7 separate regions of the Mus musculus genome follow, and all the other regions are linked to region 6. The links are chromatin loops, found by intact Hi-C in ENCODE. Cell type or tissue: left cerebral cortex. All regions are shown on one strand. Region 1 overlaps Grin2b (glutamate receptor, ionotropic, NMDA2B (epsilon 2)). Region 2 overlaps Grin2b (glutamate receptor, ionotropic, NMDA2B (epsilon 2)). Region 3 overlaps Grin2b (glutamate receptor, ionotropic, NMDA2B (epsilon 2)). Region 4 has its middle 79 kb from the start of Emp1. Region 5 overlaps Grin2b (glutamate receptor, ionotropic, NMDA2B (epsilon 2)). Region 6 has its middle 22 kb from the start of 4930425L21Rik. Region 7 holds the start of Gm25136 (a long non-coding RNA gene).

What was found. Peaks named below come from ENCODE experiments on the same cell type or tissue, not always from the same donor. Only the 100,000 strongest peaks of a DNase experiment are listed, where the experiment ranks them.
Region 1: it touches region 6 in a loop (4-fold over the local background); 2 of 42 quality-filtered maps call a loop at or near these places.
Region 2: a loop joins it to region 6, with 4 times the contacts of the local background. A loop is called at or near these places in 3 of 42 quality-filtered maps.
Region 3: a loop joins it to region 6, with 4 times the contacts of the local background. A loop is called at or near these places in 3 of 42 quality-filtered maps.
Region 4: a loop joins it to region 6, with 7 times the contacts of the local background. A loop is called at or near these places in 15 of 42 quality-filtered maps.
Region 5: it touches region 6 in a loop (2.5-fold over the local background); 2 of 42 quality-filtered maps call a loop at or near these places.
Region 7: a loop joins it to region 6, with 8 times the contacts of the local background. A loop is called at or near these places in 7 of 42 quality-filtered maps.

The regions. Positions count from the first base shown.
Region 1 is chr6:135,826,072-135,830,071 of GRCm38, forward strand. The region is part of intron 6 of Grin2b (glutamate receptor, ionotropic, NMDA2B (epsilon 2)); the gene reads right to left. Among named protein-coding and RNA genes, the nearest start is that of Gm14330, 24 kb to the right of the region's middle. In left cerebral cortex, a CTCF peak has its summit at 2,085; DNase peaks (open chromatin) are centred at 995, 1,424, 2,078 and 3,065; H3K27ac peaks cover 3,656 bases.
Region 2 is chr6:135,897,343-135,901,342 of GRCm38, forward strand. All of the region lies in intron 5 of Grin2b (glutamate receptor, ionotropic, NMDA2B (epsilon 2)), which reads right to left. Among named protein-coding and RNA genes, the nearest start is that of Gm14330, 47 kb to the left of the region's middle. In left cerebral cortex, no CTCF peak of the experiment used is centred here; DNase peaks (open chromatin) are centred at 2,088, 3,265 and 3,995; H3K27ac peaks cover 3,766 bases.
Region 3 is chr6:135,891,038-135,895,037 of GRCm38, forward strand. All of the region lies in intron 5 of Grin2b (glutamate receptor, ionotropic, NMDA2B (epsilon 2)), which reads right to left. Among named protein-coding and RNA genes, the nearest start is that of Gm14330, 41 kb to the left of the region's middle. In left cerebral cortex, a CTCF peak has its summit at 2,460; DNase peaks (open chromatin) are centred at 1,358 and 3,892; H3K27ac peaks cover 3,369 bases.
Region 4 is chr6:135,439,653-135,443,652 of GRCm38, forward strand. No RefSeq gene overlaps it. Among named protein-coding and RNA genes, the nearest start is that of Emp1, 79 kb to the left of the region's middle. In left cerebral cortex, no CTCF peak of the experiment used is centred here; DNase peaks (open chromatin) are centred at 1,747 and 1,961; H3K27ac peaks cover 1,884 bases.
Region 5 is chr6:135,794,424-135,798,423 of GRCm38, forward strand. All of the region lies in intron 6 of Grin2b (glutamate receptor, ionotropic, NMDA2B (epsilon 2)), which reads right to left. Among named protein-coding and RNA genes, the nearest start is that of Gm14330, 56 kb to the right of the region's middle. In left cerebral cortex, no CTCF peak of the experiment used is centred here; DNase peaks (open chromatin) are centred at 1,903, 3,125, 3,463, 3,495 and 1 more place; H3K27ac peaks cover 3,797 bases.
Region 6 is chr6:135,634,653-135,638,652 of GRCm38, forward strand. No RefSeq gene overlaps it. Among named protein-coding and RNA genes, the nearest start is that of 4930425L21Rik, 22 kb to the right of the region's middle. In left cerebral cortex, no CTCF peak of the experiment used is centred here; a DNase peak (open chromatin) is centred at 2,198; H3K27ac peaks cover 1,939 bases.
Region 7 is chr6:135,524,341-135,528,340 of GRCm38, forward strand. Gm25136 (a long non-coding RNA gene) reads left to right here and starts at 2,203. Exons shown (of 2, transcript XR_001785388.2): 1 at 2,203-2,687. In left cerebral cortex, a CTCF peak has its summit at 746; DNase peaks (open chromatin) are centred at 1,620, 2,337, 2,631 and 3,774; H3K27ac peaks cover 2,489 bases.

The DNA of each region.
Region 1 (4,000 bases), 190 kb after region 6:
CATTGTGACCTGCCTCATGAAGACCAATTTAAAATCATAGTCTCAAATCCTTCCACAATTTTAAAATCAGAAATGTCATTTTATTCTCTAAATCCTTTTCATTTATTATCTATGACTTTGTGAAATTTTCACCACAAAATGCATTCGAAGAAAACACTTTATTTATTTATTTATTTATTTATTTATTTATTTATTTATTTATTTATTTATTTATTTATTTTTTGGTTTTTTGAGACAGGGTTTCTCTCTGTAGCCCTGACTGTCCTGGAACTCACTCTGTAGACCAGGCTGGCCATGTACTTAGAAATCTGCCTGCCTCTGCCTCCCAAGGGCTGGGATTAAAGGCGTGTGCCCGGCTACTTTTTTTTTTAAATCATAGTTTTCATGGGCCAGAAATCCAGGTGCAGCCTGGCTGGATCCGCAGGTTGGACGTTGTAACTAAACCCACAGTCAGATTTTTGGGCGGCTTGGAAAATGGCACCTGGCAGGCCCCAGATCCTTGTTGGCTGTTGGTCAGAGACCAGAGCTCTTCCTCATGTGAGAGAGCTTTTCTGCAACAGTATGGTGAGCTTTCTTCAGATCAAGGAATATGAGACGGAGAAAGAGTAATCCAAGAGAGGAGTTCATCGTACAAGTTCATCTCAAAAGCAGCAGCACACCATCTCTTCTGGCTTATCCCATGCCTGCTACTCTAAGCTCCGCCCCCATCTCTTCTGGCTTATCCCATGCCTGCATCTCTAAGCTCCGCCACCATCTCTTCTGGCTTATCCCATGCCTGCATCTCTAAGCTCCGCCCCCATCTCTTCTGGCTTATCCCATGCCTGCATCTCTAAGCTCCGCCCCCATCTCTTCTGGCTTATCCCATGCCTGTATCTCTAAGCTCCGCCCCCATCCCTTCTGGCTTATCCCATTCCTGCATCTCCAAGCTCCGCCCCCATCTCTTCTGGCTTAGCCCATGCCTGCATCTCTAAGCTACGCCCCCATCTCTTCTGGCTTATCCCATTCCTGCATCTCCAAGCTCCGCCCACACTTGGAAGCAGGCTGAGCTAGAACTTTGGTAAGAGCAGGGGCCATGTCCAGGGAGTATCTCATTGCAGCATGCTCCTCATAGTCTTCCCTGCCTCTTGACCTTCTTATCCCTTCTGCTAAGTGCACACAGTCCTTGAGAGAGAGAGAGTGAGCTGTCACATTCGCCTTGATTTTTCTCTTAGCCTCTGATGCAGGGGTCTCTATGACTGAGTCCTTCACCTATGTCTGCGGACTTAGACTAAAGCTGACTGCATGCTGACAGCACAGGGGGGTAAAGGCCAGACTCTCACAGACTGCAGAAAAGCCAGTCGGGATGGATTTGTCTGTGCTCTGAAATGTGGCTACATGATCCTTGTGGTTCTCTGAAGAACCAGTTCCACTCTGAGATGGAATGCTTCTAACTTCAGGAGTAGGATGTGGGAGAATCTAAAATGCCACTTTCCTGGAACAGAGAGAGACTAGGCCCTCCCCTCACATCCTTATTTAGAACTTGCACAAATATACAAGCAATTAATGCCATTACCTTCTTCCTTTCTATCTGGAGCGCTGAACTAACACACTCTCTCTCTCTCTCTCTCTCTCTCTCTCTCTCTCTCTCTCTCTCTCTCTCTCTCTCTCTCTCTCCCTTCCTCCCTTAATCGCTGTCAGTTTTTTTTTTTTCATTTTACATTTAAGATGTGACGGCATTTTCCTATTCTAAGGGGAGTGGGGTTTTTGTTTTTATTTATTTTTCTGTTGTTTGTCTGTTTGTTTTTAATTCTACACTTCTTTCTCTTACTCCCCACCAACATACCTTTTTGAGCCCTCCTTACTCTTGGTTGAAGCCTTCTCCTCTGGGCCCACTGGTACTTTTGGATCACTCCAAATCCTCTTGCAACGCTTTAAGGTGTTAAATGGTGGCATATTGTTTCTATATTTTGTTGCCTGAGAAATAGAGGGGCCTTCACCCAGTGTCTATTGTTTTCTAAGGTGAAATGGGAGACTTAGTGTATTACAGACTGAGGTGGTTCAGACTTCGAAGACATAGCACAGAAGTCTCAGTCGCCCTCTAGAGACCTCAAGATGAACTGCAGGGAGGCACCAAAAGGCCAGATAAACTGGGTACCCCTTAATCCCAGTGTGCCCTTTCCCAAGGCACACATTTTAGCTCTTAAACAAGGAATGGGTGCTTTCTGAAATCTTCTCTGTTCTTGGAGATGACTCTCCAGTGTCTCCAGGGGTGGAAATGGAGAACGTGTAGTGCAGCCAAAGGAGACTGCTCTCCTTAGCTCCAGAAGGGCGATAGTCCGCTGCTGCTGCTGCTCTCTCTGATATTTAGAAGATTCTGAAATCCAGAATTCTACAGAAATCTGAATCCTTAAGTGCTAGGAGCCAATTTAACCTTTAGATGTCCCATCTTTCCTATAGGACACACAGATCACATCTATGATCTAAAAACAGACAGAGAACTTCCTGTTTTATATCCATCTGCACCACGTCCCTGTGTAAGGTCACATTGGGATGCTACAGGGTCAAGTGAGGACAAGTAAAAAAGTGACATAATTGCCATAATTAACAGTCAGGAAAGAAAGCCAAAAGATGTCATGTTCGCTTATGACAGCAGATTAGAGAGGCAACTTACCATACATAGCTCGTAGTGAACAATGAACATTCATGCTTTGTTGGGAAACGCAAGCATAAATATTGAAATGGTTACAAAAATTCATCTCATTCTCTATGGGCTAGCCACAGCATAACAACAAAAGGAGATCAAATATTAACACCACATTGCTCCGTTCCATGGGTAGGAATGTGCCTGAAGTCTCGGCACAACAGCTTTATAAAATTTCAGCAGAGGGTCTATCGGCATAATTTTAAAAAATTAAATGTTTACTTGAAGTCAGTCATGGTTTAAACTTTCCCCAAATAATGTTTCACAATTGGTACACATACAAGTAGCAACTTTCTCTATGAATAATCGCATTTCCAGGAGGCCCTTTGAGGCTGGGACCATATGGCTCAGAGCCACCGCATCCTGGCTCACGGTTCCCAGAGCACTTGGTATTATATTCATTCATTTGCTCATGTGTTAGCTCCCTAGCCCCGCCCACCAGGAAATGAGCTCCCTGAAGCCAGGGAAGGGGTCAGTTTTGTTCAAAACTGCCCTCCCCTGGTCTCTGCCAATCCCTAGAAGAGTGCTTGGTGCATTCATCTTCTGTGGGCCACTTAGAGTCTCCTAGAGCCACTGGGACAGGTCTTAACTCTTTCCTGCTGGGCTGATGGCTTTCTTCTCTCCTTTATGAAAGGATAAAGATTTGGTCTTCTTTTAAAGCTTAATGGCTGGGAGATAAAATGAGAGTAGGGGACAGAAGCAGCGCAGCAGCTTAAGTATCTATTAAACAGATACTTCCCCCCGGGAAAAGAAATGTCTGTTATAAACCATCCCTGGGTTTTATAGGTTAAGCCTCGGATGACCGGACTTCATCTCTAGAGCTTCCTGGTAGAATCTGAGAGTTAGCACTCCCCAGAGGTTCCAGGGTGGAGCCAAAGCTCATGCCCAGTCACACTGTGGGAATGTTAATGTCTGTGGGCCACAAAACACTATGTACGTATCAGGTGTTGCTGTAACTCAGTCTCCCTCTTCGCCAACATTTCCTTTATATGCAACCCTGAATCTGGCTTTGTCTTTTATCATTAAACAATGTTCTCCTGTGGAAGGAATTCCTTTATGGTTATAAGCCGGTCTATCCACCGCAGATGGAAGAAGCCATAAAGGGGAGTCCTTTATGACCAACCACAAAGTTGTGGTTTATTACAATGAAACAGGATCCAAGTATATCAAAGAGCACAAGGACACGCTCTGAGGTTTCATAAATAGGTGTGCCTCCTTATGTGCTTCGGCTGCTATTGAAAGGCTACTGAGAGGCCACAGAATGCTTAGTCTAAACAGTATTTCCAATACTCCCGTGACTCTGTGTAGCCCTCGGACTGC
Region 2 (4,000 bases), 260 kb after region 6:
ACCCTTGAGTTCTTCAGTTGATTCGTACATTTATCATCACGCAGTAGCTCTCCACTTTATCCATGCCATGGAATAGAAGCCTTGGGATTGGGAATGTTCAAACTCCCTCTGGTCACCTGGGGCTCAGAACAGCATAATCCAGTTTCTGGCTATTCACTCATTAGCTGTAAAGCCACAGCATGCTGCTCTAACTCTCTGGAGTGGCCAAGTGGTAGATGCGAGGGTGCCTGACAAACCATAAGAAGACTATAAATCTTGTTATTACAGTAATGATGGCGATTAGTCCTGTTAAAAGCACGGTGTGCTCATTCCTTCAGCAGAGTCTGTGAAACCATGACACAAATATAGACTCAGATGGTCATTGTTTCTCAAGGTGGGAGGACCCAGCGCTGCGCTTGCTGCTGGGAACAGAGGAGGCTGGGAGTAAAAGGCTTAAGAAATGTAAACTGTGTTCCTGTTTATTAATGGCTCAAGATGAGAGCTTTGTGGCATAAAATGGAAAACTGTAATAACAGAGAATCTGGCATCCATAGAAACATACCTCTGTAGGCCTCTCTTCTCCTGGGCATGGGAGAATGCGGTCCCCAGCCCTTTCATAACTGCTACTAATGTAGCATCGTGGGTGAGCGGCCACCTGCATTATTAGAGACCAGGAACTCTAAGGGGCAGGAGTGTGTGCATTTTATTCTCTACTTGCAAAGCAAGCAGCATGGCTGACCCCTGGGAGACAGTGGTTAGAGAATGAATGGATGAACAAATAACTGACTGTTAGACCAACTTGAATTATCTCCGTTTTCCTTTCACTCAGCAGCCCATGGCTGTTGAAGACACTCTAAGAACAGCACACCCAGTAGCCCTCCTAAAATCGTGTGTAGAAAGTGGTTGACATCAGAGAGGAGGAGTTGGTGCAATTTCCAGGAGACTGGGAATTGCTTTACATCGTGAGAACCGACCTTTGGTTTCCTGATGCTCTATCACTTAACGAACCCACAAAGTGTTGCCACCCTTTCCTGTGCAACTGAGTGCTTGCCTTACTTACACTAGACAAATAAAGAACAAATCAGAGTTTTAGATATCAAGACATATTATATTGTCTTGCATGTGCTTTAATCCATCCTGAAGTGTAGCTGTCAGTTTCCATGGAGTCCCTTATTTGTAATCTGAGAGCCAGCTTGGATTGTTCAAACCTGTGTTAGCACTGTACAGGCCATTACCAGATTCTAAAATAGTCAACAGTCTCCAGCTCTCTATGTCTCTGTTTCCGTCTCTCTCTCTCATCTCTCTGGTTGTCTCTGTCTCCCTGTCTCTCTCAAAACAAAGAACTGAAGAGAACAAATGACTTAGTTTAAAGCCATGATTATAAACCGTCTCCTAACTCCACCGGTTTGCCCAGCCATTCTGATCCACCCCTGAACTGGGGGCCTTTCTTCCTTTGTTCTTTTAATCGTTGTTTGTTTAAATGCTTTGGAGTAAGGTATCAAGTAGCCTAGGGTAGTTTTGAACTTGCTAGCTATCCAAGGTTGCTTTTGAGTTCCTAATCCTCCTGCCTCTATAGACTGAAAGATGACAAGAGCCACCACATCCAGCCTTGTACCTCTAATCTGATGTCACTCTTGATGTCACTCTTGACTGTCCTAGATTTGGATCATGATAACGATTTCCAAAGCCAGATAACTCAAGGGCCAAGAATAATTTATTCATGGAGAGACAATCTTGGAGGAACAGGGAAGGACTTGCTATTACTGAGAAAGATAAAGAAGATGGGGGGGGGGAGCTCAGTTTTCAGAAGAAAGTGAAACACAGAGGTGCAGGGCACAAGCAGAGAAGACTGCTTCCCACTTCCCTTTTTTTTTCACGAACTTCCAGAAAAGAGATGGCTGAAGGAATGGAGGGTGGATTTGGAGACTACTCCTCTGTGAGAGGATTCACTCCGGCTGCTGAGGGGAAATAACCTACAGGATAAGAGAGAGACAGAGAGAAGGCAGGAGTGGGGTGGGCGAGACAAAGAGGAAGACATATGGGGAGGGGGGTGGGAGGAGATGAGTGAGGAGTAGAGAACATGCTATGGGCGGCAGCAACACTGTTGGAAACATAAGAACCGCCCCCGGAGACGAAATGCCAGCGTCTCTGGGCAGAATCGAAATTGTCAGCGCACACATTCTTGCTCGGAGAAATAGTCACTTTTCTTTTCCTTTCAAGATGACTTCCTCTTTCAGCCTCAATAAAACCTTCTGATAGAAACTGGTGGAGCTTCAGCCCCACCATTCTTGGCCCCTTCCCTGGCATTTCAGCTCAGATCCCATAGCAAGGGAAATTCAAGAACAAGTAAGAGCCTGGATTTCATATAAACTCGCATCTTACAAGATGAGAATGGAAGAAATGCATCTCTCCCAAAAGGACGAGGAAAATATCATCGTTAATGATCATACTTTCTAAATATAATTCCCCACTCACTTCTCAGTTATTAACGCCAATAGGAACAGAGGCAGTGCCATAAAACAAGTAAAATTAGATAATAATAGCAAAGCTGACTGTGCTGTGAACACTCTCTTCAAGGGCCCTCTGCAAGGAGCTTTGGTGTGTTCTCATTTAACAGATAAGAAGGGCAGTGTGATACAGTTAGTGTTGCCTCTGCGGAACAGCTGGGGAACCAAGTTCACAGAGGTTAGGTAACTGGCCACAGCTCTGGGTTAACAGGTGCAGGAACCAGGATGGCGAGGAGTCCCTGTGGCTTCTAGTCCTGTACAAAAGGCTCTAAATCTTATTTTAGCCAACAGTTGAATGTTAAACTCTTTCCTCACCAACTTTTTCTTGTACCTGGTGACTGGGGATTGTTTTAAAACCTTTCAGTCCCTTTAATTTCTTCCTTATGCTATGTAAACAAATTAAGGTGATCAAAAACTAGATGCTGCCTGATTTAAAAACCATAAACAATCAACTTGTGGTTAATGATAGCTGCATAAAAGAGAAGAAAAATTAAGAAGGCACATGACCGCATAATGTCCACCTTATATACCATATCAGACACCACTCTTTTTCCTTAATGGCTTTAAAAAGCTATGCCCCGATTCAGCTGGTGACCACAGTCTCCATCAGGCCTGTGACTTTTGCTCAACACTGTCCGCACTCTCCCGCTCCCATGGTTGTGAATGCTGGGGAATTCAGCTTGAATCACACCTTCCTCTTCTCAGCATGCTCTCCTGAGAGAGCTCATCTTCTCTCAGCTCGGCGGCCGACAGCCGTGCCAACTCTACACTGATGAATCTGGAAGTTCACATTCATAGCTGTAGGCACTGCAAGGCAACCGCAGGAGCCGGTACAGCTTCAGCTTAGAATCAGCTGCATCTTGTGTGAGAAACAGGCTCCAGTGTCAATCGCTCTCCCTCATGTGTTTCCTTATTAGTCATCTAAGAGCCGGCTTTGATTGTTCAAGCCTGTGTTAGCAGTATATAGGCCATTACCAGATTCTAAAATAGTCAACGTTCTCCAGCTATCTTTGTGACCCCCAACTGGTCCTTGTTTCTTCACACGTAGGATATTTACCAAAAGCTTCTCAATCTGTCTCTGTCTCTCTGTGTCTGTCTGTCTTTCTCTCTGCAAAAAAAATAAGCCAAGCCCTAGAGAGAATAAATGACTTGATTTAAAACTACAAAATTAAAATGATTAGAAGCCAACTCCCAAGATGGTTCCTTGCCAGTATATCCTGTTGTCTGTGAAAAGAACAAGGCTCTTCTACTGTGATCCATCCTCATTTGTCATCTCTTCTCCCCAGTTCCACTAAGATATGTTGATAGCAACATGACCCTCTCTGTCAAGTTTTGAGTTTAAATCTTTGGTCATGTGATTATTCCCACTTGGAGAAATATCAGCTTCTTAGCTATTTTTATTCCGCATCCTTTGAAGTCTAGGATGAGGACCACTGCCTACACGTTCTCCAAGCAGTTCCAGGGCTTTAACTTCAGCGATACAGACAGTCCCCGCCTCTATAGCACAAGAGCCA
Region 3 (4,000 bases), 260 kb after region 6:
TTGATGCCCGAAGGATAGGAGAGTCTCCCATGTGAAGAAAAGGCAGCTCTAGTGGTTTGTGCATGAGTCTGAATTTGGTAGTAGAGAAAAAGGATAAATTAAGGAACATTTGAGCATCTGAGCTACTCCACCCATCCCTTTCCTGGGCATGAAGATTAAAGTGTGAATTTCAGAGTGGGAAAGATGTTCCTATCTGTCACCTTGGATTTTAGGTGCCCATCACACAATGTGTAGGAGCATCTAGTGGCCAAGATGGCCTAGAGAGTGCAGGAGAGGAGTCCTGGTTGGGAGATCTCTACTTGAGATTTGCTGTATCAAAAGAATATGTAAAGCCACGGATTAATTGAACTCACTTGGTATATTTTTGTAAACATGGAGAGCCTTTCTGACCTTAGCTGTCAGGATAAAATCGTGTTTTCACTTGTCTATAATCTTTCTAGTCACTTGGAATAATTAAAGCACTCTGGTAAGGAAATTTGATAATGGAGTGTCTGGGTGTACTGCTGGAGTAGATGGAAAAGCTCTTTGGTATCTTGTAAATTTTGGTGTGAATCTGGGACAATGGTAAGCAATGATGATGTCTATTAAGATAATGATAACTTGTTCAACTGTCTCAGATTTTAGAATAAATACATTTTCACTTCATGCATAGCAAGAAAGAAAGCAAGGGGGACTTTAAGACAAAGCCCTTTGGGTTGCCACATCCATCTCTATTTAGAAGTGGAAAGTGGAAAAAATAAATCTAACAGAGAATATTGAAAGGAAATGCGTCATAAAATGGGAGTAAAATCACGAGAGTATGGTTTCACAAGAAACAAAATGAAAGAAAGGAAAAAAGAAAGTATTTAAAGGAGACAGTTGTCAATTGCATCACACCCTGCAAAGAGGACATTTGGCGCACACTGACTCTTGGGACTGACTGCTCTGTTTATCAGGTATGAATGGAAATCCATGTGAAATGAACTGGGAGACACGGTGGCAAGGAAGGAAAAAAATGCAGACAGGTCTTTCTGGAGCTTTTGCTATTTAAAAAATAGTGACATGAGGAAATAGTCAGTGGAGGATGTGGATAAAGGGTCTTCTTAATTTCCATACAGGAGGTATACACGTACATCTATACCTAGTGGAAATGGTACCGGGGAGAAAGAGAAAGAGCAAAGGGTTTGGAGAGAAACAAGGCTGGGATCCCACATCTGAGAATGTAGAGCAAGATTCTAGATCTGCTTCCTCGAGGAATAGGCTGTCTGTACAGGTTGGTCCCTGATAAAAGCAAGGAACTCCATGGCAACAGACCTGAGAATGGAGGTCCTAGCAGGGATGCAGTTGGCTGACAAATCTGTATGAAAATGAGCATGTTCCTTGGAGTCGCTCCACTTTCTCAATGACTTAAGAGACTGATTTTATCAACAGAGTGCTAGGGAGAGAGAGGAGACATGTTGAAGGAGACAAGGGAGGTTATTCTGGGATGAGAGTTAGCTTAGGAGCTGAAACAGGCATGCTAGGCAGGTCTAAACCACAATGGGAGGGTTGTGGTACCGTCCCGGGAGTTGTGCTTCCTTCCCCAACTTGGAGGAACACAGGGAACTTAAGCAGCTGCTTTTCAGAGCATAAAGGAGATATGAAGTTGGTTTAATCAGAGCTAAGTGTCAGGCACTAATCTGAACTCCTTCAAATACCCTGGCCACCTCTGCCACTGTGGCTGCGTATGACCATAGCGACCATTTCCACCTGAGACTTAGCCAACTTCATTTAGCATCTCACCAATGGGTGTATGTATGGTCTGGATTCAGCGTCTTGTAGCTTTGGCTTCTTGTCCTGAGTTTTCTCTGCCAGGAGGATGTTAGACACTGATAAAGTAGTTACTGGTTGTTTTAGCACATACAACTCAAAAATATATGACTATACGTGGGAATGTGTGAGCTAAAGTCTGTGAATCAATGTGTCAGTCTTTTGTCTTTGTTTCAGTCCTAAGGACTCTTCAGAGCTTTCTGGAAGGATGGAGACTGCTTTCTTCCACCAGTGCTCAAACCACTAGTACCGACTTTCTCTCTCTCCCTGGGTGAGTCTTCTGGTTTCTGACTCCTGTGGCCTGCCTGCAATTGCTTAATTTTTTTTTTTAACATCATGGTCTGTCTCCATGGAATTCATGGAAAAGATCATTAGCATCAGGAATTGCTCTAGAAATTAGAGGCTTTGCGGTCAATTTCTGTGCAGCACAAATTGTACTCCATGGCTGAAAGAGGTAGATGCAAAGTTGCAGAGGTGGGGGTATGAGGTAGTTCTTGGAGGGGCTACTGGGGGGAATGGGGGTGAATATGATCACATTGCATGGAATTCTCAAAAGCATGAATAAAAGTGGGTTAAAAGAAAAAAAATCAATGCCCTAAGATGGGATTGTAGATCTCTGTGAAGACCACACTGTGGAACCCTGCTAGCAATTACTAGTCTATATTCGAAGCACAAATTCCAAGACTTTCACCTAGTGGACTGCAGTGGGAGTGAAGCACAGGTTGATGGGTTGGGTTGAGTTAGGTCTTTGGGGTTTGAAAAATGTAGATTCTGGAAATAAAAACATATAGAGGTTGGGAGTAAGCCTTGGAAATAGAAGCTGGAATAGTTAAGTCAACCAACTGTCCACTGAAGGACACCATTGAAAGTTACACACAGTATTAAAGCATAATGACAAGGACAGCCCCAGACTCCAGAGAGACTCCATGAAAAATCTTGGTACTTATGTGTAAAATTTTTGACAGAAAAAGAATTGGGTGGTAAGGCCCATATGGAGACATCCAGGTATACAGTGTGAAAAGATTCTCCTGAAATCTCTAAGAAGACAAGAAAAGCACCTCTCTTTTGGCTAGAAGAAAGAAATCTGCCCTTATGTAGACACACTGCTAATTGTTACACAATGCAACTGTCTCTCAATGGGACTCTTCCTTCTGGATTACCTGCCTGCTCCTCCTCCAGCTCTCCAGGGACACAGGGTGGAGCATAACCAGAGCTGCACAATGCGGTTCCACCAAGAGGACCTACAACCGGGAGGGAATCGTTTGTATGCTAAGAGAATTACAATTGAAGAGCCTTACTCTTACAGATCTGTTTTAATTGGGAAGGTCAAGGGAGAGACTTTGAACTAGGAGCTGGCTGAAAATAGGACTTCCTCTCCAGCATGTTCTTATGAAATGCTTCACGTTTCTTGCAAGTGCTCAACAGGTACGGTCACTACCCTCCTGGAACAGAAGCCTAGTAAAGGAGGTGATAAGGGGTGGAGGATGGGTTTGCTAAAATACTGCACAAGAGCTCCAAAGATTGTGCAGGATTCAGTGTAACGACATTAGTGTGCAAGAGTCTGAGGATTGACTATCCAAGGTGTATGTCATGGTCAAAGCCTCTCCAGAAGCCCTGGTAGGATCTGGTCACTCCTCCCCTTAGGGGCTAGCATCTCAAACCTATGATTGCCTCTCCTTGCCAGAGTCACTCTCATGCCCCTGACTTCCATTCCCTAAGACTATTCCCACCCCCTTCCTGCCCCCAAATTGCTTGCACATGTGCTTCTGAGAAGCAGAAATTACAGGTAAGTTAGGGTGTCCTAAGATTGCTCTGGGTGCCACCACTGACTCCAAAGTGGTTACACAATACTCTACTGAAGAGTCTGGGACAAGCTGGACCCTCAAGAGATAAAGGTTGTCTCCTCCTTCTTCCTCCTCCTCTTCTTCCCTCTTCACTTGAATCAGACTGGTTCGCTTGAACCAGTCAATTCAGATAGGGAAAGGCAAACAGCTCTTGGAGGCAGAAGAATAATGCAAATTCCTCAGCAGCAAGTGTCTGTGTTCCCTGCCAATGCAAAGTCCTCCACCCCCAGAACCCATTCTTCTAGAGTGGGACTCAGCTGCCTCCTTCCATGGTCATGGTCTGGCCTCAGGAGAGCTGCATCCCCTGGAGGGATCAAATCCCCTCCTGGGGAAATCAAAGAGGAGATCAGTAATTAGTCACTGGATTG
Region 4 (4,000 bases), 200 kb before region 6:
CTCAGGACTACCAGCATAGAGATAGCACCACCCACAATGGTCTGGGCCCTCCTCCATCAGTCAGTAATAAGGAACAATTCTTACAGACCTGCCTACCACACAATCTTATGGAGACATTTTCTTAATTGAGGTTTCCTCCTCGCAAATGGCTTTAGCTTGTGTCAAGTTGACAGGAAACTGCCCAGCACACTCACTGTGTTCCATTTCCCCATTTTGGAATGGTAATGTGTATTCTGTGCCAATGTATATTGGAAGTATGGAATCTGCTCTTTAGTTTTGAGTTTACAGAGAGGCTACAGTTAAGAGAGCATGAGTCTGAGAAGAGACTTTGAAGTTGAGACTCTGAAAGACTATGGGGGCCTTGGAAGCTTGACTAAATGCACTTTGTGTTAAGGCTTGGCTATAAGCCTACAGAAGCCAGAGAGTGGAATGTGATAGTTTAAATAAGAATGGCCTCCATAGGCTTGTATATTTGAATCAGGGCGTGACACTATTTGAGAAGGTTTAGAAGGATTGGGAGGTGTGGCCTTGTTGGAGAAAGTCACTAGGAGTGGGCTTTTGAAGTTTCAAAAGCCCCTGCCAGATTCAGGCTTTCTCACTTCCTGCTGCCTGTAGATCAGAACGTAGCTCTTAGCTACACACTTCCTGCCATGGTGATCATGGACTATACATCTCTGAAACTGTAAGCAAGACACCAAGTAAATGTTTTCCTTTATACCAGTTGCCATGGTCATGGTGTCTCTTTACAACAATGGGATGCTAAGACACTGAGTATATGGATAAACAGTCATCACTCAGATCTAACAGCTCTTTATTTATTTATTTTTTATTAGATATTTTCTTTATATACATTTCAAATGCTATCCTGAAAGTTCCCTATACCCTCTCTCCACCCTGCTCCCCTACCCACCCACTCCTGCTTCTTGGCCCTGGCATTCCCCTGTACTGGGGCATATAAATTTTGCAATACCAAGGGGCCTCTCTTCCCAGTGATGGCCAACTAGGCCATCTTCTGCTACATATGCAGCTAGAGATACGAGCTCTGGGGGTACTGGTTAGTTCACATTGTTGTTCCACCTATAGGGTTGCAGACCCTTTCAGCTTCTTGGGTGCTTTCTCTAGCTCCTCCATTGGGGGGCCATGTGTCCCATCTTATAGATGACTGTGAGCATCCACTTCTGTATTTGCCAGGCACTGGCATAGCCTCATACGAGACAGATATAACAGGGTCCCTTCAGCAAAATCTTTCTGGCATATGCAATAGTGTCTGGGTTTGGTGGCTGATTATGGGATGGATCCACAGTGGCACTACTTTTTAGGAAAAGGAAATAGCCTCAAAGGCAGTCAGTTAGTCAGCTACACAGTGTTATAGCTAGGAGCTGTGGCTCAGGGTTTCAGAACTAACCCGTCTCTTTCCCAGATGTCACACAGCCTCTTACCCTCTCTGTGCTGTCTTGGTGATTACCTGAGAATAGGTCATGCAGCTTGAAGATGAGCCGTCTGCATCTCCTCAGTGCTTAGAACAGCACTTGGCATGGAATGAACATTCAGGAAGAGCTTGTTGGGTAAATGCACAAACAAATAAGTCTCAACAGAGCCCTCCCCACCGCCAGCGGTCCCCTCAACCCCGAGCCAAACACAGACAGTTGGAGGGAGCTGACTTCATTGGTGCCCAAGAACAGCAGCAGCAGATGGTGCTGTCCAGATCTGAAACTTGGTCCCTTTACTCCTGCATGGAGCCTCTCACACTCCACCCTCTTGTCCCTCTCTGAGTTGTCCCTGTTCCAGGAAGGTGGCTAGCTGAAGGCACGGGCCTTCCAGCAGAAAACACCTGGCTGGTCAAAGCCTTTTTGTCTCTGCAATTACCTTCTATTTCCCTCTCCCTCTTCAATTTCATGCAAAGCCAACTGGTATTTCTTTTCAGGCAGCTGAGAACACCAGATGGAAGGGTGGGGGGAGGTGGAGGCAGGGTGTGAGGCAGCGAAGGGACAAGCGGGGCTGTGGATGAGGGGGACCATTAGAAAGCATGTGATGTGGGGACAATGCCAGGCAGGTCAGTGGAGGTAGGGAAGGCAGAAATGGTGGATAAAGCCAGCAGGCACCATATGTGCACATGCACACTAGCAGTACTTTCAACATACCATTAAAACAGAGAAACGTTCTGGTTTCCGTAGCAACAAGGACGAGATCCGTGCCTCAGCCAGTGAAACTTATTGGGGGAAAAGGCATTTGCCTGTTAAGGAGACTGATGAATTGGGGGATAATTATACAGAGTTCTGCCACCATTAACAACCTACAAACACAATTCGGAAAATATTGTAAAGAGTATGGCGGACTGATGAAAATCCCACAGAGGTAGGGGGCGGGAGGGAGGGACAGAAGGCAGAGGGAAGGGGCTACAGGAATGTTCTAGGTAAATACCCCTTCGTGTGAGGTACCATTGGAACCAGCTCATATGTCAGTCTTCAGAGGCCTAAGGTAAGGTGAAGCTGGGTATATCTGTCCCCAATTCTACAGTGCAAGTACGTTGTGTCCTGTTCTCATTTGTGGCTTCAGAAAGTGGGTAGGTGGATATGGAAAGACTAAGTTTGGCAGTAGCGGACTCTGTGACATTTGGACCCTGTGTCTGTGTTTCCTATAGTGTCCAAAGGAACTCTTAGCTGACCCATCAAAGGATAGGACAGTAGAGGAGATTCCTGACACCCGAGTCATGCATTATAGAATCTTGCCTGGAAGAGAAGGAAAACAAACTACAATTATCTTGTCCTCCCGGTAGCAAAGACCCCATGCCAGGTACATATTAACTATTAAATAAAATGCTGCCAGAATGGGCACTGGGGCGATAGGGACTGGGGCTATGGTTCGGTTGGTAAAGTGCTTGTTATGCAAGCATGAGGGCCCGAGTTCACATCTCCAGTGCTCACATATAAAGCCAGACATGGTGCTCTGCGCCTGGAGTCCCAGTGCTGAGGAGACAGATAGGAGCTTGCTGGCCAGCCAGGTTAGCTGCACCAGAGAACTCCAGATTCAATGAGAGACCCTGTTTCAAAACACAAGGTTAAGAGAAGCATGAGAAGACTATCAGTGCCAGTCTCTGGCCTCCACAAACATTTGAATGAAAGTCTATATAAATGGATGGATAGATGACTAAAGGAATGAGCAAATGGATGGATGCATAAGAATCAGGAGAGAGAACCCATGTTCTCACCTCTTACTTCTGGTAACTTAGTGGCAGATTAGACTCTCAGAGGTAGTGTCTCTCCATGAGATATGCATTAGGATTCTGAGACTAGACTGTTCTGTGTCCCAGGGGACCTTTAAGGTCATTTGAATAGTCTCTGTCCTGCGGACATGCCCTGTGGTGTACCATTCTATTGGCTCTGTTGAATTAGAGGGCAGGAGCTGCCCACGGCCTCAGAGCACCCAGGCCAGCTCTCGCTCCTGTGGCTCAGGATTTTGTTCTGAATTCATTTTTCCACTTGCTGATTTTCCTACACTTCCAGGGGCTGCTCTTGGCTGACCCCCACGCTTTCATTTAGAACCACGCTATGTAGCTATCTCCTTGTAGTGGTTTGAATGAGTACCGTCTCCACAGGCTCTTATAGTTTGAATGCTTATTTGTCAGGGAGTGGACATGTTTGGGAAAGATTAGGAGGTGTGGCTTTATTGGAATCGATGTGGCTTTGATAGAGAAGGTGTGTCTCTGGGGGTGGGCTCTGAGATCTCTCTCACTACTTGCAGGATGTAAAGCTGTCAGCTACTGCTTAGTATCACGCATGTCTGCTTCCCTCCATGATAATCATGCATCAACCTTTGGACTCACCATACTTCAGCGAGTACCCCGTCAGCCATACTACTGAAATAAACACATTGCTTTATCAAACTGGACACAGATGGGACCCACTCCTTTGGTCTGCTGTTGGTACCCTACCTTGGGAAAAAAAGACATCTGTTTATGGAAAAGTCACCTAGCAAGTATCTAATTGTCCATTATTTCTCC
Region 5 (4,000 bases), 160 kb after region 6:
GATCTCTCTAAAACACAGAACTTTCCCATCCGTGTGCTTCTCCCAGGCCACCAGTGCCTCGTCATTCACCTTCATCCAACCTCAGTGGAAAGATAGACATGTTTTCCTCACCTTTGTTCCTTGTCTCCTCATTCCTGCCTTTGTTTCTCTTCAGCATGCCACTTCAGTATCGTTGGCCTCTGCACAGCATTTGATAGCAACACTCTCTGCTTTCACTGACTCAAATGTCTTCATACAAACGGCATGTTCTACCCCAACCCCCTGGTGTCCCCTAGTGCCCCGGATGAACTTCACTCTGCTCTTGGGGTTCAACTTAGGCAATGCCTACAGTCACCCCAAAGTCTCTGCTTACCATAGCCCTAAGGTGGATTTGAGTTTGAGATCTCCTTCTTTGGCATTTCCAATTCCCATGTATATCGCAATTACCAAACTAGCCAAAGAACATCACTGTGTTGGTCTTTTTCAGAAGACCAGGAGATGTTGGCAGGACTGAATTTTATTTTCTTATATCCCTTAATGCCTGACATAGGGAGGGAAGAATCCCTCGATTGGCACTGAGTAAACATTAGCAAAACAAGCCAGTGAACATTTCCAAAAAGGATCTTTTTCCTGATGCTTTCGTATAAGCTTTGTCACATTGACTTTGGATTTGGCTTTGTGACTTGCTTCACTAATAGGATATCAAAAATATATGACATGTGTGGAGATTTGCTGAGCAATGGTGACATAGGACTCATGCTCTTGGAATCCTGCTAACAGGGCTTAGCACTCGGTGAGCCTCTTTGAGGATAAGTTGGAGGGGCTGGATCCCTTCTGAGATGCAGTGTTAACATCAGAAACAACAGTGAGGCCATTTTGATTATTCAGGCTTGGTTAACTGTCAGGTGACTAGCTAGATATATGAGGCCCTGTGAGTCTGTTCCAGGGACCACACAGCTAATCCCAACTCAAACCAGCCACCCACTTAAAGAAAGCAGAATGGGAAAAGGGTGGTTGTTTCATGCCATCAAATTTGAAGGTAGTTGCCAAGTAGCAGAAATGTATCAAAATATATTATTTAGGGGAAAGCTTTAATACATATACCAGGCAGAACCAACAAGTGAGTAAAGAGGTTAGGAGACTGCTCATTCATCAGAATTCTGGCCTTGCAAACACGAGAGTCAGAGTCCCATTCCCGGAACCTACTTTTAAAGGCAGGATATGGTGACACACACTTGGAATGCCAGAGCTGTGAAGGTGGCGACAAGTAGGTCCTCAGGGCTTACTAGCCAGGCAATTTAGCTTACCCTGTGTAGTCCAGATCAGTGAGAGACCCGATCACAATAAAAGGTGGGCCATGACTGAGAATAAGCACCAAGATGGTCTTTCATCCTTCAAATTCAAGTGCACGTATGTGCACACATATGTAGAACACACACGTGCAACACCCATGTGCAACATAAGAGGGAAAAGCAAGCAAAAACTAATAGACAAGAACAGCAAAACTTCTTCAGTAAGCACAGCGCTGACATCTTTCTTAATTATAGTCCATTGAAACAGAACTAACCTTACAATAGGAAGCTGCGGAAGCAGTCCCACCTCTCCCACTGAAGAGCCTCGTGAATGTGACAATTCTAACCTTTGGGCCTCTTAGATGCTTACTGTAAAAATGGGAGATTGTAATTTTATGTCTATCTGGCTATATGTATACATGTATCTTTCTTATCGCACAAAGCTGATAATACAACCGGTCATATATGGAACTGCCGATGTACAAATGTTACTGAAATTAGTTAGAAACATTGAGTTACATCACTTGCTGACAACGTACTTAGCCAAAGCAGGTGGGCTGTCGAGGGAAGATGCTCCAGGGAGGGGACCTAGCAGCAAGCTCCTTCCTATTGGGTGATGATGGCTAACAGGTGCTTCGCCACCGTGAGCATCACTGATTAGCATTGATTTCTTTAATGAGGTGCTATTTCAGGCAGCACTCCTGTAACTCTCCTCCTGCCCCACTCCCAGTGTTTAGCACCTCCTTTTACATTCTGCTGAAGGTCAGGAGGAAACCTGGTCTCCAAGGAAGAAGCTCAAGGCCAGGAGTATGAAGACAACGGTCATGCTCCATCTCTGGCTAGCTCTGGGATTTTGTCCATTCCCATTGCAGAAACGGATTCTCTCTCTGTAAGGCGTAAAGGTCACAACAGTTGTCAGCTTATCAACAATGGGTTGGAGAAAGACCAGCATAATAATGCAAACAGAAGTAGCTTGAAGCTAGCCATCCCTGAGCTCAGCACAAAGTCAAGGTTAGTATGGGAGATCCCTCAGAGAGGCATACCTGGAGTATAGAGAGTGTCAACCACACTCCAGGTCCCAGGCTAAGCGGTAAGGGTTGAAGGAGGGAACGAGGAAACTGACATTTTGTGATGTGAGACAATTCGCCTGCAGCCACATAATTAATAAATGACTTAATTGAATCCCAATCCTTACTGACCTTCTTCCAATGCCCAGATTTGCCCAGTGCTGGGCAGCCTCCAAACGACCTGTCCGGAGCCTGTAGGAGATTGGAATTATTGGCTAGGTAGTTTGCCATTAAGTAGGGTCATCAGCTTGTGGCTAAAGAAACAGATGATCACAAAAAAAGGGCTAGGGGAGAAAATGCCTGTTTACAAACACAGCTTAATTAATTAGTCAACTCAGACCAAGCGGAAGAGGCGGCTTCCCAGATGTCTGACATAGAGAATTAATTAACAGAGAGGCACCAGTCCCCAGGCCTTGGGTTCATGTCCAGACCACATGGTGGAATTAAATTACTAAATTGCCTCAGTGCTCCTCACCTTAAAACTAAATTGTCCCTCAACTTAACTAAAGCCATTTGACTGAAAAAAAAATATTCATTGAAAATGACAACTGAATTGAAAAGCCTCTGCCAATTTAAAGCTTTAAATGAAGCTCAAAGAGCAAGGCAGAGAAGTTTCTAAGTACGTTTAGTGTAACATTAGAAGGTTCTAGAATAAAAGTGAAGGTGAAGTTAGGTTGAGCGGCACAGATAAAATTCCACGTCTATACTTGCCACTGTGGTTTGAATACGAAACACCCCCCACAGGCTCATGTGTTGAATCACTTGTCCCAAGCTGGCAGAGATATTTTGGGAGAGCCTGGGAGCTGTGGAGGGTGGAGACTAACTTGAGGAATTAGATCACTGGGTGGATCCTTGGCCGCTGAGTTTTGTCCTTCCGTTATAGTTTGAAAATGTAATGTCCCTCCCCAGGTTAATGTGCTTGAACTTAAATTCCCAGTTGGTGACAGTGTTTATGGAAGGGAGGAGAATCTGTAGGAGGTGGGGTCTAGCTGGAGGATGTGAGACACGGGGGCGGTGGGCTCTGAGCAGTTCAGGCTAGCCTTGGTTCTGGACTGAGTTCTCTCTGGTTTCCATCCTCTGCGACATGAGCAAGAATCCCAATGTTCCCTCCACCCTGGACCAAGCTACTCCCACCACCATCAACACTGCCGTGCCTTCCCTGACATGAAACTATGAGCCCAAAGAAATCCTTCCTCCTTTGAGATGCTGCTGGCCATTCATCAAAATGCAGAGAAAAATCCCCAATCCATGTCCTCTCTGCTTCCTGACACCCATGAAGTGAATCATCACTCCTTCATAGGTTCTTGCTACCATGACATTCTCCTTCAACATGTTGTAGCCCAGAGTCATAGCTGTGGTCTCTGGCTTGACATTTCTGCATTCCATCAACAAAGAAAACCTTTCTTCCTTCAGTCCTATTGGGTATATTGACACTGCAATGAGGAAAACGGGGGTGATCGAGGCAGGAAACTAAAATCACTGTAACCCCCGTTAGGGTTTGTCACTGTCTTGCTTGCCTCATCTTTCAAGCCACAAGCCAAATATTCTAGGGAAAGGCAAAGCATCCAGATGCCTCCACTTTCAACATCATTTTGCTTATATAAGATAAAGGATTCCTTAGGCAGGAGACAGAAATATGAGTCTGTGGGAGTCACAGCTCAC
Region 6 (4,000 bases):
AACAACCCTCCAAAAATACCATTGAGTCTCAGAGTTTGCTTGGGGTTGGCCATGTACTGCTGGGCATGAGACCTGCCACTTACGTGGGTTGGTTTTTTTTTTTTTTTTTTCCCCTTTGTGCAGTTGTCAGTTAGAGATAGCTTCTAGGTTAGGTATAGGGGCTTGTGTCTACTTCCCCTCCAGCTCTGGGATCCCATCTGGCTTAGGCCTGTGCAGGCTCTGTGTATTCTGTCACAGAGCTCTGTGAGTTCATAAATGGGCCCATCCTATTGTATCTAGAAAACTTTGTTGATCAACTCTTAAAATCTTTCTGCCTCCTCCTCTGCACCGTTCCCTGAGTGTTGGTGGAGACAGGCATCCCATTTAGGAGTGAGTATCTTAAGGCCTTTGACTCTTTGCACATTGCTCAGTTGTAGGTCTCTGTATTTGTTCCCATCTGCTGCAAGAGGAAGCCTCTCTGATGATAACTGAGAGAGACACTGATCTATAAGTACACAGAATGTCCTTAGGAGTCATTTTTTTGCTACATTCTTTTAGCAGACAGTGGTATTTTTTTTTTCTTTTAGGCTCATGGCCCATCCAATCTCAGGTTCTTAGCAGCAAAGTAGCACTGGGCATGTGTTATGTCTCAGGGAATGGAACTTAAATCCAATAATTTGGATATTGGTTTGTTACTCCCACGTGGGACTTCATTGCACCAGCATATACTGCAAGGCAGCCCATGTTAACAGACGTTCATGGGCAGCACACGGATGGGGATTAAGGCTGCCCACAGCTAGCAAACCAACTTATAGATAGACTAAGTGCGGATGTTTGTAACAAGGTAAAATACAAGGTGGGAGTGCGCAAAGCCAAGTAAAGGCATCTAATGGACGGGTGGGCAGGGTTGGATCTTTGGTCTATACAGGAAACACTTTTCTTCTGTCTTCTTCTTTACAGGCCCTGGTAGGGGACAGATGGATGGCCTGCCACATGCTGCAGCCTGAAAGACCTTCCTATCTCCTATTCCCACCCTCTGTCTTCCACTAAAACTACAGTTTGGATTGTATTTGGCTTCTCTGGCATCCATCCATGCTACACATCGTCACAGAACATTTGTGGCTACCTTTTTATTTGATCAATGACTTGAGAGCAGGTGACAGTTGCTATCTCAGAGATGACAGTGGCCTGTCCAGGAACTGGCTTTCAGCTGTCATCCTTCTGTGTCCTGGGGAAGGATGGTTCTTTGTTCATATTACAGTAGCTGGGGTTGTGCACACTCCCTCATTCACACACACACACATGGACACCACTTTTGCGGACTGCTGTGTATCAAGATTATCTGATTTAGGTTTAAGCTGAACAGTGTGTTCTTTCCTTCCTTTATAGGACCTTATCAATGCTAAAAATTCAAGTTTAAGTGGGTATGTGAAAATCCAGGCTCTAAGTATTACAGTCCATTCTACATCCTTTGCAACCAACCCAGGACAGGGTTATCACACAAATTTGGTTTGTTTTATTTTGTTTTGTTTTTGTTTTGTTTTTGGTTTTTCAAGACAAGGTTTCTCTGTATAGCCCTGGCTATCCTGAAACTCACTTTGTAGTCCAGGCTGGCCTCGAACTCAGAAATCCGCCTGCCTCTGCCTCCGGAGTGCTGGGATTAAAGGCATGCGCCACCACGCCCGGCTTATCACACAAATTTAATATTGCATACTTTAATCGCCCCTAAAGCTTTCCACAGTAGTTAAAACTTAGTAGGTTTCGCTAGTTCTAATAAATAAAGTTGATTTAACATGTGTGGGAGTGAAGGTAGGCAGGGCTCTTGGGAGGCCTCAGCTGTGTTAGTTAAATTAGTATGTGGGCCTCACAAAATTCTACATGAGGCACATTGCAGACATTTGTTTTATAATTCTCCAAAGGATTCTGAAAAGCAGGTATCTTCTGTCTCTATTTAAGAGGTGTGGACCGAGACTCGGTGATCATCTCCGTTCGTTCAACAAATGGGTACAAGGTGGGGTGAAAATGTGGCTCTCCCGGTTTTCTGTTCTTGCTCCCTTTTGGATATAGGTGCTGCTGCTGTCAAGCCTCCACCGTTCATGGGACTGGATTCAGCACAGTTTCCTGGAGCCCTGGAATGTGTTACTTTTCATTGGTAGAGTGGGGGCAGTTCCGGACATGCCCACACACATGCGTGGCGGAGGGTGCACAGATGTCGCTTCCCCTGGGAGTCCTTTCAGCAGTCTCAGACTCAGAGTGGGGTGCCTTTGGCAGGCTGAGAGCTGGTGGGGCCTGCGTGGGAGCTGCTGCCGAGAGCTTGGGAAGTGGGAGGGGGGCTTTTCTGTTACTAAGCAAGGCTCTAAAAGCTGTTGTCAAGGAAGAATCCATCCCTTCCATAAAAAGAAGTCTCTTTCCTCTTCCTGTCATCCAAGCGCTGCCATCAACAGTGAGACTGACAGTTTCCCTGACCCACCTGCAATCTGGCAACTTAGAGGCCTTCAAAGAGTTCAGAACACCTATGATACACCCTACAGACCCAAAGAAGTCAAACAAGAAGAAAGGCCCAAGTGAGGATGCTTAAATCCCACTTAGAAGAGGGAGGGAGAGGGACGAAGGCACTTGGGTGAGTGAGGGGAGGATGAGGGAAATTGGGGGAAGGATCAGGCATGGGAAGAGATAGGAGAGAGTCCAGAAGGCCAAGAGAATGAATGGAACTATGCAGCTGCTGGAGGTGGGGGCGGGGGACAGGGGGCGGGGGGGGGGCAGGATTCTCTAGAAAATCCCAGAGACCCAAGATGAGGGAGGCTCACAAGAGTCAAAGCAGGTAACCTTAGCCAAAAGGCCCAACAGTGGGGATATGAAGCATGAAGAGACCACCTCCAGTAGCCAGACAGGAACTCCAGTGGAGGGATAGGGACATCAACCCACCTACAAAACTTTTGACCCAAAATTGGTCCTGTCTAAAATAATTTCAGAGACAAAGATGAAGCAGAGGCTCTTCAGTGGCCAACCAATGACCAACTCCTTTTGAGATGTATCCCAGGGGCAGGCGCCAATGCCTCACACCATTAATGATGCTATGTTGTGCTTGCAGACAGGAGCCTAGCATAGCAGTCCTCTGAGAGGCTCAGCCCAGCAGCTGATTGAGACAGATGCAGATACTCACATACCCTGGAGGGGACCCCTATGGAAGAGTTAGTGGAAGGTTTGGAGGCCCTCAAGGAGATGGCAACCCCACTGGAAGACCAGCAGTGTCAACTAACCTGAACCCCTGGCAGCTCCCAGAGACTAAGCTGACACCAAAGAGCATTCATGGGCTGGTCCAAGGTCCCAGGCACCTATGTAGCAGAGGGCTGCCTTGTCTGGCTTCAGTGGGGCAGGATGCACCTAATTCTGCAGAGGCTTGAAGCACCAGAGTGGGGGAATGCAGGCTAGGGGACTGCTCTCTCAGAGGTGAAGGGGGGCAGGGAGGAACTCTGCAAGGGTGTACCAGAAGGGGGTAACATTTGGGATGTAAATAAATAGATAAATAGATAATTAAATAATTAAGAAAGTAAAAAGGGGGCAGGAAGACCTGAAGGTCCACTGCATCTGCAGAGAGACTCTGAGCAGCAGGCAGCACAGACCAGAGCAGCAGAGCCCAATGTACTTCTGCTCCTCCAAACTCTACCTGGGAGATTCCCCCTACTTCCGTCAATGCTGCCTAAACTGTCTTCTGCAGTTTCTTATCACCTAGTGGGTGACATCTACTTGTGCCTGGCAAAAAAAGACCCTTTTCATGATCTGGCCTTTCTTGGTTTTAATCTCTACTCCTCCTTGGCCATTGCTAAATGTCCCTCCCCTCTGCCACTTCATGTTCTCCAGGACATCGGGACCTTTGTACAGGCTGCTTCCTCTGCCTGGAGGGCCACTCTCCAGTGTGGCAAAGCCTTTGCTGACCTGGAAGTCACACTCATAGCTTCAGCACAAACTTTGTAGATCAAGGCCAACTGGTCTTCCCCACCAATTAGCTAGTGATGACACT
Region 7 (4,000 bases), 110 kb before region 6:
GATATTTGATAATTTAAATTATTTAACAGTAGGGTTTTCTTGGCCACTCAGCAGTGAGGTAGTGGGGCTCCTGACTTCCATTCTCCCTGAGTGTCTTCAGCTTTATTCCCTGTTCAATGATGGATATCCTGCTGGAACTCAACCTCAAAGGAGCTGGTGACTCCAGCACCACCTTTAACTTAACTGGAGCTTTGTTCTATAATTCCACACCAGCACAGAAAGCAATTTCCCACTCAGACTCTCTCCTGTGTAAACAGGAGGTATCATCCAGTTCTACAGTGAGTCCAGCTTCACCTTGGTCCAGTTGTTCTCTGAGGAATAGGGAGAGGCTGGAAGCCTCAAGCACTTCTTTCTGGCCAGTCTTTCTAGGCCTGTGCCTGGGACAGGAGTGGGGTGGTGTCTGCTTGACCCTGGTCCTATATGACCTGATTCTCAATTACAGTGGCTTTGCTTTGTGAGCTAGGGTTTTCATGCTGTTAATCTCTGGGAATCCAGAAGTCCTAAGTGAAAAGCCATTTAGGATCTCTTTTCTCGAGAGCATCTGCCTGTTCTTGCTCTAGGAGACGGTCTCCTCCTCCTCAGTGGCTATGAGTTCTTTGGAGACTTGCAAGCATCTCAGGCTTAATATCTCCATATTATTACTGTTCCTCGGTTAATATCCCCACAGCGATATGCCATCAGGATTTGCCCTTAGGGCAGGCATTCTTACCCTCTCAATTACCTTGAATTTCCCACGCCCACCAGCCAACTCACCCTTTAGGGGGCGGTAGTGATCATTGGTTTAAATTGGTCTTGGAGATTTCTTTCAAGTTCAGTATAAAGTGTATCTTATTTGGGATCTAATTGTTTAATCAGTTGACATTTTCAAGGTATCTAATCAGCTATTTGACAGTAAATGAATCTTCACAAAGATCCATGTTCCCTTTCTATACTATTAGCTTTTTAGGAAAAAAAAAAAAAGTGCACACCATCAAAACCTGAAACAGTAATAGATAAGAGATGGCATCCCAACATGTTTGCTGAGGGATGGCTCCGTGGTTAAGAGCAGTTGCTGCTCTTGCAGAGGATCTGAGTTCATCCCCTAGCCCATGTTGGGTGGCTCACAACCATCTGTAACCCCAGCCCCAAGGAACCCTAAACCTGTTTCTGCCTTCCATCGGCACCCAGACCTCCACAAATACACACAAATAAAATGAAATGTTTTTAAAATATTCATTTAAAAAATCATGGTGTCATAAAACCTTTATCCCTCAAAATACTACCAGGGCCATCTCTACTTATATAACAAATATCCATGGACTGAGTGCTTGGCCTTTGAGATTTATTTCCTGGATTTCTAACTTCAAGAGGAAAAGAGGCAGAACAGTTGGACTCGTTGGGGTCCTTTGTCTCCCGGCCAGTCTCACCCTTAGGAGCGGTAGAGATAGTTATCATCGTGAAGCTGGAAATGCGGTGACGTCATGCTGAGCCTCAGGGATGCAATCGAGATAGATTAAATACTTCTATTACTCAACTCTTAGCACTCTTGGGATCCAGAGTCCTCCGTGGTTCTCTGCTTCAGACACTCTGAGCTGTCCTGCATTTCCTGTTTCCCCAGCAAAACGGAGCTGCCTGTAGCTATGTGGCAGGGATTGGCAGGATTCCAATGGCAGGGATTGGCAGGATTCCAATGGGGTATTATCACCAGGCTCATGGTGCTTAGTAATCAATTAGGCTTATTCATTAGTGTTGTTAACTCTTTCCCTCCAGCACCACCTGGGATCAGTTTCAGGGCAGTGGACAGATGTGTTCCAGATGTTCATAAGGCCATCTTGTGAGTTTTCTTCATTCCATCTAGGCAGGCTGGGAAGATGCCTGGGCTAGGGAGAAAAGGTTGGGCTGTCGGGGATGGAAAGACAGGTAGAACAGAGAATGAACAGGCGTTGAGAAGCCATGTTAGACAGGCCCGGTGTTAATAAATGTTGGTTTGCAGAGAACAAGGCACCCAGCGGAGGTGGGGTGGGGGGAGACAGAGAGAGAGAGAGAGAGAGAGAGAGAGAGAGAGAGAGAGAGAGAGAGAGAGAGAGAGAGAGAGAGAGAGAGAGAGAGAGAGAGACAGAGAGACAGAGAGACAGAGAGACAGAGAGACAGAGAGACAGAGAGAGAGAGAGAGAGAGAGAGAGAGAGAGAGAGAGAGAGAGAGAGAGAGAGGGCAGACTCTGGCCTTCTCCCCTGCCCCTCCCACAGTCTGATGAGCACATTCCACCCTCACACTGAGGAGCGCTGGTAGGTTGCATCGCGACATGATCAACTCCTCTCATTGTCGTCTGGGAAGTAGGGGGCTGTGCACATCTACGTGAGTCACACATCGCTATGGTACAGCACTAGGGATAGCTTCGGTAGAATAGAGAATTGACCGTTTTCAACCGGCCTTTGGGCAGATTCACTCTCAGTCTGTTACGAGTGTGTTTTCCTGGCTTCGCTAGGAAGGTCTACGCCCAGTCCATGCCTTCCCGCTGACCAGAGCCTATCGGTAACCCAGGCCACACAGGACAGACAGCATTGCTCCATTCTCACGACCTACTCTGTAGTCAGTCTGTGGCTGCCTTTCCAGAGCTTTCTTCCGCTGTTCTTCAGAGAAACAGATGGAGAGTGGGCGAGAGCCAAACAGCGCAGGCGCAGCTCTGCCTGGAATCTGGACATCCGCGGTAATTATCATAATAAAAATATAATTCTCACCAGTTGGCGGAGGTTTGCTGGGGGTGGGGGGTGGATTTTAACCCTTGCAACAGCTCTATTGACATCGCAGCACCAGGGCTCCCACTGTACAGACGTAGGACACGTCTAGATCCAGGCCTTATGATGGGCGGAAGTCACACAGTCCAATGAACTGGTTGTTTGACACTTCCTGTTCGAGCCCTCACTTACCTGTTGTGTAGGAAGCACTCATCTTTGTGGAGTCTGCAGAAGCAGAAGCTGAAGAGATGGAGGCATATTGAGGGAAAGGCTGCAGGGGGCAGTCGCCCATTGTTAGCTCCGCCCCTTTTACAGGATACATTTACCTACTACAGTTTGGGACTGAGGCTAATACCAAGCAAACATTCCCGATCGAAGCTTGAATTTGGGCTTCCCAGGGCATCTTTAGGACTTAAATATAATGTATTCCATGGGAACAGAATTTTTTTTGAAGCAAGTTTTTGATGACTCTATGCTGGTAACTTATGGTAGAAAATTAGGTAACGCGTATACTCAGGTGCCATTTCTGCCTCTTTCGGACAAGAGGAATCTGCCTTTCTGTGGCTAAAGGAAAAACCCATTTAGTCCTCAATGTCAGCTTTCCTTGGAGCAAGATGGCCCCTGAGAGCAGGGACTCAAACACAGGAAAGTGAACGTCAGGGACACCAGTGGCTGCGTTTGCAGTAGACAAAGACCTTGCTTAGGGGCATTTTCCCTGCAGGCTTTCTCTACCTGGGGAGTCCACCCCATTATTCTCCAGGAAAAGTCTGGCAGAAGGCTCAGGGCAAGTGTACCCTCAGGCTACTTTCTCACTGGAAGGATGGGTGGGGGGAGTCCCTTATATTTGCAAAAGAGACTCTTAGAGCAAGTGGAAGCCTCAGGGCTGTGAGGAATGAAAGTGACAGATCATGGGATGCCTTGCTTGATTCCCGCACTACTGTAAAGGCCTAGTGGCTGGACTCCTGCATGATTCCTGGGCCCTTTAAAAGACGGCTTTGGCTTAGTCATCTCCTACCAGCTCCCTTAACAAGGAGCTTAGCGGGGAGACAACTGTTGCTTAAATGAACCAGCAAATAGGCAAAGTAAAACCTGACTCAGAGAAAGCGAGGAACAAGCTGTGGGGAAAGTCTTTGTGCTATTTTTAATCACATTTTTCTGCATCTACTGAATTTCTCTATCCCCAGACCTGTGCACAGAAGCCTATCAAAACAAAATATATTCTCTTCCTTAGCCCAGCTTCTCAGAAGGCTGAAGCAGGAGAATAGTAAGTTCACAGTGAAATACA